Linked DNA regions of Homo sapiens: all the other regions are linked to region 3. A link is a loop called in an ENCODE intact Hi-C map of the cell type or tissue named here. Cell type or tissue: ascending aorta. All regions are shown on one strand.

Region 1 (2,500 bases), 620 kb after region 3:
GAGTGCAGTGGCACCATCTCGGCTCACTGCGACCTCCGTCTCCCAGGTTCAAGGGATTCTCCTGCCTCAGCCTCCCGAGTAGCTGGGATTACAGGCACACGGCTGTAATCCACCACGCCCGGCTAATTTTTGTATTTTTAGTAGAGACGAGGTTTCACCATGTTGGCTGGGCTGGTCTTGAACTCCTGACCTCAGGTGATCCGCCCACCTCGGCCTCCCAAAGTGCTGAGATTACAGGCAGGAGCCACCACGCCCAGCCTCAAATGATGCTCTATTAAAGCTCATTTTCTTGTGGAGACATGAACTAGAAAGAATATGAAGTTGAGGATGAGAGAGGAAAAAAAAGAGAAGGACCTTGGTTTGTACAATTTGCCAATTTCTATGGTGTAAATACTCCCCCCATGATGGACTGCAGGCCACCAATGTGAGGTCACTGGACGCAGAGTTGGGAGGAGCAGGGAGGGTCATCGTGGGAGCCTCTGCTGGAGTGAGCTGGCCCCAATGTCTGTCTTTACTTAATCTGAGTTTTGTTATCCTCATCTATAAAATGGGAATAAATATCTGCCTCCCGGGGTTGTGAGAATTAAATAAGAAAAGTACCTAGAGCACCATGTGCAGTGCTTGGCACACAGTAACATTTGACAAACAGTGGCTATTATTACCGCAGACCAGAAAAAAGATTTTCTGATGTTGACTTTGGCCTTTTTCTAAAAAGTCAGAATGTCCCTGTTAAAAAGTCCTGCCAATGAATTTGGCCTTTGGAAAAGTGACCCTGTCTGGATTACCAGGAAGACAAAATGATGAGTCATCTTGAATTTTAACGGATAAGAGATGCGATGTATTTGTGGGGGTTCCCCACCCCCCACGCTGGTCTTGCTTAAGCTCTCGGCAGGACTTCAGGCTCTGAGCAGTGCTGGAGAAGAAACAACCCACTGACCTGTTTATTCGCCCCGGCCCCTGCTTTCCCACAGGCAAGGAAATCAGAGCAGCGTGGTTCACTTTTGCCTCTGACTGGGTTTCAGTTCCTGACAGCTCCACGCTCTTGGAGTTGCGGCTGACTTGCCGGAGGGACGACTGCATTTGGTTTGCCTCTTGCTCAGGCCTATAAATACAACTATCCCAGAGCCTGCCCCAGTTCATGGGGACCAGCCTGTCCCACAGTTCCTAATGTGAATGTTAAGAACATCATCTAATGGTAATAGGACATCTCATTCTATTAATGGCATCATAGCTAATTCATTGGTGCTCGAAAAAATTAAAATACAACCTTTGCCTTTTTTTATGCATCTACGGTGCTTACGTGCAGGTCCAGTACAAACACTAACTAGAAATCGGGTGTGGGGTGCACCCATCGCCTTGTGTAATCCTCGAAACAACTAAATGAAGTAGGGGTTATTGTCTTCATTTTATAGATAAAAACATGGAACCTCAAAGGTGTTAAATAAATAACTTACCCAAGGACAGGAAGCTGGCATAATTCACTCATCACCATCCTACCTTCTCCCCCTTCCCCTCTCCTTTCTTTGCTTCCCTCCCTTCCTCTTTTTTTATTTCACAAGGAAGTGAACCAGGTCCCTCTGTTTCTTTCCACTTCTGTTATCCAGCTTCCCCAAATGAGAGCTTTATTGAGCATCTAATGTATACAGAGCCCTGATAAGACATTTACACACTGCTTTTTGCCATTTTCCCTGTGAGGAGAGGGGCTTGGAGTAGCTGGGTCTGGCCAGATCACACGAAGTGGGTGTCAAACCCTGGTCAGCTGGGTCCAAGGAATTCTGTGGGGTCACATGCAACAAACTAAAAAAGACTTGGAAGTGGTCTTCGTATATGTGGATGAGTATATCTATATGGCTACACACATATATATAAATAACTTATTTTCAGATGGCTGAGCCAGAGCCAGCCCACAGCTGGAAAAAATTAAAAAATAAAAAATAAATAAACCTGACTTCAGAATTTGTGCCATAGTCTCTGGTTAAAGTCCAAAACACACTTGGTTGAAATAACAGCCTAATATTTGAGGAAAACAAGGTGAAACAGTTGTTACAATTATTAAGGAAAATTACCGAGGTATTACCAAAGACAGCAGGGTCCGTGAACTAATTCCAGGTTGAATAGGAAGCAGTTAACTCTAAGAGGCCTAAAGAAGTGTCTTCCTTCTACAGCGTTCTTGGATTTACTCTGTCACTATTCTCTGATCCCTTTGGAGGAACCACACTTCCCAAGTCTAAGAGGTCGTGCTTGGGGTCATAATAAATCATGGGTCATCATGGCCAGAAAAGTAGCCCCACAAGCAACCCAGGGATGGCCAGAATGAGCCTCCCTGCCCCGGGCCAGCCGCCTCTGCAACACGTTGGGATGAGCCAGCCAAATGGCTTGTGGAGGGTGTGGCATACACTCATCTTCCCCCAAAACAGCCCACCACCCCCTTCTTAAAGTCCCATGGAGCAGGTCCCTCCACAGAAGGCTCCTCGTTCCAGAGAGCCTCTTTGAAACGTGC
Region 2 (2,500 bases), 100 kb after region 3:
TTATGGGACACCCATGCAGCTGGCTGCTGCTGCCTAGTGCCTCATCAGCAACTCTGAACACTATAGGACTCAAATGTGAAGGATAGAAAGAAAGGAGAATAAAGAATAGGAAAGATAAATTCCCTGTGCCCCTGGCTTTTGTTTGTTCTCAGCTTACTTACATACCCATGCGTTATTACAGAGTGAGTGATTCTTGAGAAGACAGATTTAGCCTACGGACTAAATTCTTGAGAGTGTTATTGTAGATTCCAGGACTTAACCATTTACATAAAGAAAAGCAATTTATATGTCAAGAATTTCAGTGCTTATAAAGCAGGGATAACTAATGTTATAATATATCACAGTAGCACAATAATCCTAAAATATACCATGCTTAGGTGTGTGTCTCTGACTATGGAGTGCTTACTCAGTGCAATCCCAAATGCAAGCAGGCAAACCCCCTAACATTCAGGTTGGAAGAAGAGAGGGCGGACATGCACTCTCTGTCATTTGGAGGCTGAGATTCAGATAACATATAGAAATGGGAGAAGAGACACATCTGTCATGTCTTCCAAACTGAGCTGAGGACATCTGCAGCTACTGCCACCATCTCACTCTAGTACAACGGGAAAAACAGATGTAAAAATAGAAGTGATATATTCAACTATTAACAGTGAGGCAAAACTGAATATAGCAGTCTGCAGAAGCACTGACGTAGAACGGGAAATGGCTTCTTCTAGGCAGGCTGTCTGCCTTGAGTGGACAACATGCCAACTAAAGATGTTTCCAGCACCCATGTCATCCCTGACTTTTTAATAAGGGATTAGGAGGAAGAGAAAAGCGAGAAGGTTACAAACCGACTGAGAGCAAGTAATACCCTCCTGACAGAAAAGTGAAGGAGCCCATTTGTTCAGAAGAAAATGCCTCCCTGGGAGCTCCTCACTCGCCACGTGAATTACCTTCTCTTTATCAGATTTATGAAGAGGCTGCACAGCTGTGTGCAGAACAGGTAAGAATTTTAATAATGAAAGTGCTGGATGAGAGGACGAAGACAGCATAAAAAAGATGAGGAAGATTCTAGACCCAGAAAATCACTACCCTGGTTCCTGTCAGTGTCACTGCTGCTCCACCTGGGGGATGCTGAGAGTCCATTCACGCATATTCAGCAGGGCAATTCAGTGGAGAGTCTTTATCACGAATATCCATTCATAAGTGAATTGCTTAGGTGGAGCTTTTTTGTTGTTGTTTGAAATATAATTCATGCATCATAAAATTCACTCTTTAAAGGGGTATGCTTTAGTGTTCTTTAGTATTACCCACAAGCTTGTCCGACCATTACCACTGATTCCAGAACATTTTCATCACCCCAAAGAGGAACTCCATACTCATTAGTAGTCACTCTCCATCCCCTTCCAGCAACCATCAGTTGACTTCCTGTCTCTATGGATTTATAATACCTATTCTGGATATTTCATAGAAATAAAATCATAATATATGACCTCTTATGCCTGGCTTCTTTTACTTAGTAGTATGTTTTCAAGGTGCATCCATGTCATAGCATGAATCAGTACTTCATTCCTTTTAAAAAAGAATTATTTAATAATTCACCTATTTTAACATAAATAACTCAGTGCATTTAGTATTGTCACAATGTTGTACAATCACCGACCTCTTATCTAGTTTCAAAACATTTCCATTACTCTAAAGTAAAACTCCTTACCCATTAGGCAGTTTCTCCCCATTCCTCCTCCCCCTAGTCCCTAGCAACCACCCATCTATGCTCTGTATCTATGGATTGATCTATTCTGAATATTTCATTTAAATGGAATCATATAATATGTTAACACTTTGTGTCTGGCTTCTTTCACTTAGCATAATGCTTTGGAGGTTCATCCATGTTGTTGTATGTATCAGTATTCTTTTTAATGGCTGAATAATATTCCATCGTATGGATATACCACAATTTGTTTATCCATCATCTGCTGATAAACACTGGGTTCTTTCCAATTTTTGGCTATTATGAATAATGCTGCTATGAACATTCACATACAAGTTTTTGTGGACACATGTAAGGCTTAAGTATAAATGCCCAATCCCTCTCCATTCCCATTTTCATGAGGCAAATACTTTAAATTCTTTTAGTGGTTTCTTCTGGTAATTATCTGATGTTTCTGGCAATACACTTATACTGCTTTTAGAAAACCAGTTTTAGGGTTGGGCATGGTGGCTCATTGCCTATAATCCCAGCACTCTAGGAGGCTGAAGTGGGTGGATTGCTTGAGCCCAGAAGTTTGAGACCATCTTGGGCAACATGGCAAAACCCTGTCTCTACTAAAAATATAAAAATTAGCCAGGCATGGTGGCGTGTACCTGTAGTTCCAAACACTTGGGAGACTGAGGCAGGAGGATCACCTGAGCCTGGGAGGCAGAGGTTGCAGTGAGCCAAGATGGAGCCACTGCACTCCAGCCTAGGCAACAGAGTGAGAACCTGTCTCAAAAAAAAAAAAAAGTCAATTTTAGA
Region 3 (2,500 bases):
GGGTCTAGGCAACGAAGGTGTGGATATTTGTTGTTTGTTCAGTGGCCTACTGTTAGGAAACAGTAGCCCCACAGCTTTGCAGAGCCTGACAAAGGCAAGAAACTGTCACATGTCTGCCCTCATTTGTAGTTTTTTCTTGTTGTTGCTGTTGTTTTGAGAAGGAGTCTCACTCTGTCACCCAGGCTGGAGTGCAGTGGCATGATCTCAGCTCACTGCAACCTCCACTTCCTGGGTTCAAATGATTCTCCTGCCTCAGCCTCCCAAATAGCTGGGATTACAGGTGTGCACCACCATGCCCGGCTAATTTTTGTATTTTTAGTAGAGATAGGGCTTCACCATGTTGGCCAGGCTGGTCTTGAACTCCTGGTCTCAAGTGATCTACCCACCTCAGCCTCTCAAAGTGCTGGGATTACAGGTCTGAGCCACCGTGCCCAGCTAATTTTTGTTTTATTATTATTATTATTATTATTTTGGAGATGGAGTCTCACTCTGTTGCCCAGACTGGAGTGCAGTGGCATGATCTTAGCCCCCTTCAACCTCTGCATCCCAGGTTCAAGTGATTCTCCTGCCTCAGCCTCCCAAGTAGCTGGGATTACAGGTGTCCGCCACCACGCCTGGCTAATTTTTGTATTTTGGTAGAGGCAGGGTTTCACCCTGTTGACCAGGCTGGTCTTGAACTCCTGACCTCAAGTGATCTGCCCGCCTCTGCCTCCCAAAGTGCTGAGATTACAGTTGTGAGCCACCACGTCCGGCCATCTGCCCTTATTTAATCCTCACCATATTGTTGTCAGGTGAACAGGGATGGCGTTTTCAGCTGTTTCCTACCCCCTTTATGATGAGTGAACTGAGGCTGAGAGAGGTGAAGCTTTGCTCGTAGTCACATATCCTAACCCATGTGAACGTTGGGGCTTCAACCCTAGCTCAGAGAAAAGTGATCAAGGATGCTGAACTCCAAGGAGCCCGGGAGTTGTGCTCCAGATGAAGTTCCTCCACTTTCACAGTAGGGGGCGAGCCTGAAGCTTTGCTTGAAGAACTGGGATGAAAAGTCCACAGTCCTGCCCTGGCCACAGGCAAAAGACAAGGCTGGCAGCTCCCACTGTGGCGCTGGGAGAGCTTCCTCTCTCTACTCCGGCCCACACATGGAGTGGGCTGTGGAGTCCTGATGAGAACCTGCTGGGGCAGCAGGTCAGGGCGCTGCACATACTCTGGGTGGGGAGGAAACCTGCAATAACCGAGAAGGCGGCTCCAGAAGCTCAGGGACCTCTCAGTTCCCCGGAGGGAACCAAGGCTTTAGTGCTGGGCACAGAGTGGGTCAGCCACACCAGAGTCTCTGTGAATGTTAAGCCAGACTTTGGAGAAGGGAGACACAGAGGTGGGTGTGGCAGAGACTGCAGATGTAAAGAGTTCTATGTGTTTATTCCACAAATATTTTCTGAGCATCCACTGTGTGCCAGACACTGTTGTAGACATCAGGGATACAGCAGTGAATAAAGCAAATATGTGCATACAGGTGTCTCATAGACAACTCGCTTGTGAGTCAGCTCATTTGTGAGTTGATTCTTTTGACCCCAGGCAATGTAATGCAAAATTCAGCCCCCTTAGCAGCTTCCAGAAAACGGTTTTTCCCCACCAAACATGGCAGGGCAGAGGGTTTTACTGAAGATTTACTGGGTCATAATGAGAGGCTGCAGTTGCTTCTCTTGTGCCACCCCCTCTGTGAATGTCAGGGTACATGACCCTTCTCCCAGCTCTCCTGACATGCAGCCAAGCTGGGGGCTCACCGCCCTCCCTCCACCTCCTGCACCCAGGCTCCCTGCCTGGCTAGCCTTTCTCCAGCAGTTTTCTCACAGACATTTAGTCTTGGGAGGGGAGGCTTTTGTCCCATTCCTGTGTCACTGTTTGGCCCTGAAGGACACAGCCTCTTTCCCCAGGGCCCCTCCTTTCTGAAATGGGGATGTTGTCCCTATGCCATTCCTACTTCTCAGAATTATTCCAGGGTGAGATGAGCTCATATCTGAGAAGGGTTACACTCAGAACTCTCTAGCACCTCGGGTCATGGCAACTGGAGACAGCATCTTGCTCTGAACCAGGCCCCAGCGTCCTACAGATGGGTGACCTGGTGTCATTATGGGAGTAAATATTGAGCTGCTCTCCTTTTATTTTGGATTGGGTATAATTTAGTACCCTGTTCTCACTCTTTTATTAATAAAATAAAACAATAAACACATACTACCATCAAAAGAACACTCACAGCCTGTGTTTATGTGTTTATGTTGTGTCTGTGTCTAAGAAGCTGCAACTGCTATGTCAATTTTTAACAAAATGAGTTTTCACTCAGTGCTGGGGGGTATGATAATTCAAAACAAAAAGGGAGGGCAGATTCTTCCACTGTGTCTTTTAGTTTTTGCTTTTTTACTCTTTTCCTTTTTCTTTCTTTTTTTTTTTTCTGTTAAAACAGAGACATTGGCCTAAGGCCTAGGCACAGAAACTAAGAGTGCCT

What was found. A loop is a pair of places that touch in the nucleus more often than their neighbours do. Peaks named below come from ENCODE experiments on the same cell type or tissue, not always from the same donor. Only the 100,000 strongest peaks of a DNase experiment are listed, where the experiment ranks them.
Region 1: it touches region 3 in a loop (2.7-fold over the local background); 2 of 110 quality-filtered maps call a loop at or near these places.
Region 2: a loop joins it to region 3, with 3.0 times the contacts of the local background. A loop is called at or near these places in 2 of 110 quality-filtered maps.

Annotation. Positions count from the first base shown.
Region 1 is chr2:28,341,817-28,344,316 of GRCh38, forward strand. No RefSeq gene overlaps it. Among named protein-coding and RNA genes, the nearest start is that of BABAM2-AS2, 33 kb to the left of the region's middle. In ascending aorta, no CTCF peak of the experiment used is centred here; a DNase peak (open chromatin) is centred at 985; H3K4me3 peaks cover 1,080 bases; H3K27ac peaks cover 2,500 bases.
Region 2 is chr2:27,822,663-27,825,162 of GRCh38, forward strand. The region is part of intron 7 of RBKS (ribokinase); the gene reads right to left. Among named protein-coding and RNA genes, the nearest start is that of MRPL33, 52 kb to the left of the region's middle. In ascending aorta, a CTCF peak has its summit at 1,114 (motif pointing left); no DNase peak of the experiment used is centred here; H3K4me3 peaks cover 634 bases; H3K27ac peaks cover 1,011 bases.
Region 3 is chr2:27,722,472-27,724,971 of GRCh38, forward strand. All of the region lies in intron 2 of LOC105374378 (a long non-coding RNA gene), which reads left to right. Among named protein-coding and RNA genes, the nearest start is that of LINC01460, 8.0 kb to the left of the region's middle. In ascending aorta, a CTCF peak has its summit at 994 (motif pointing right); a DNase peak (open chromatin) is centred at 1,020; H3K27ac peaks cover 2,500 bases.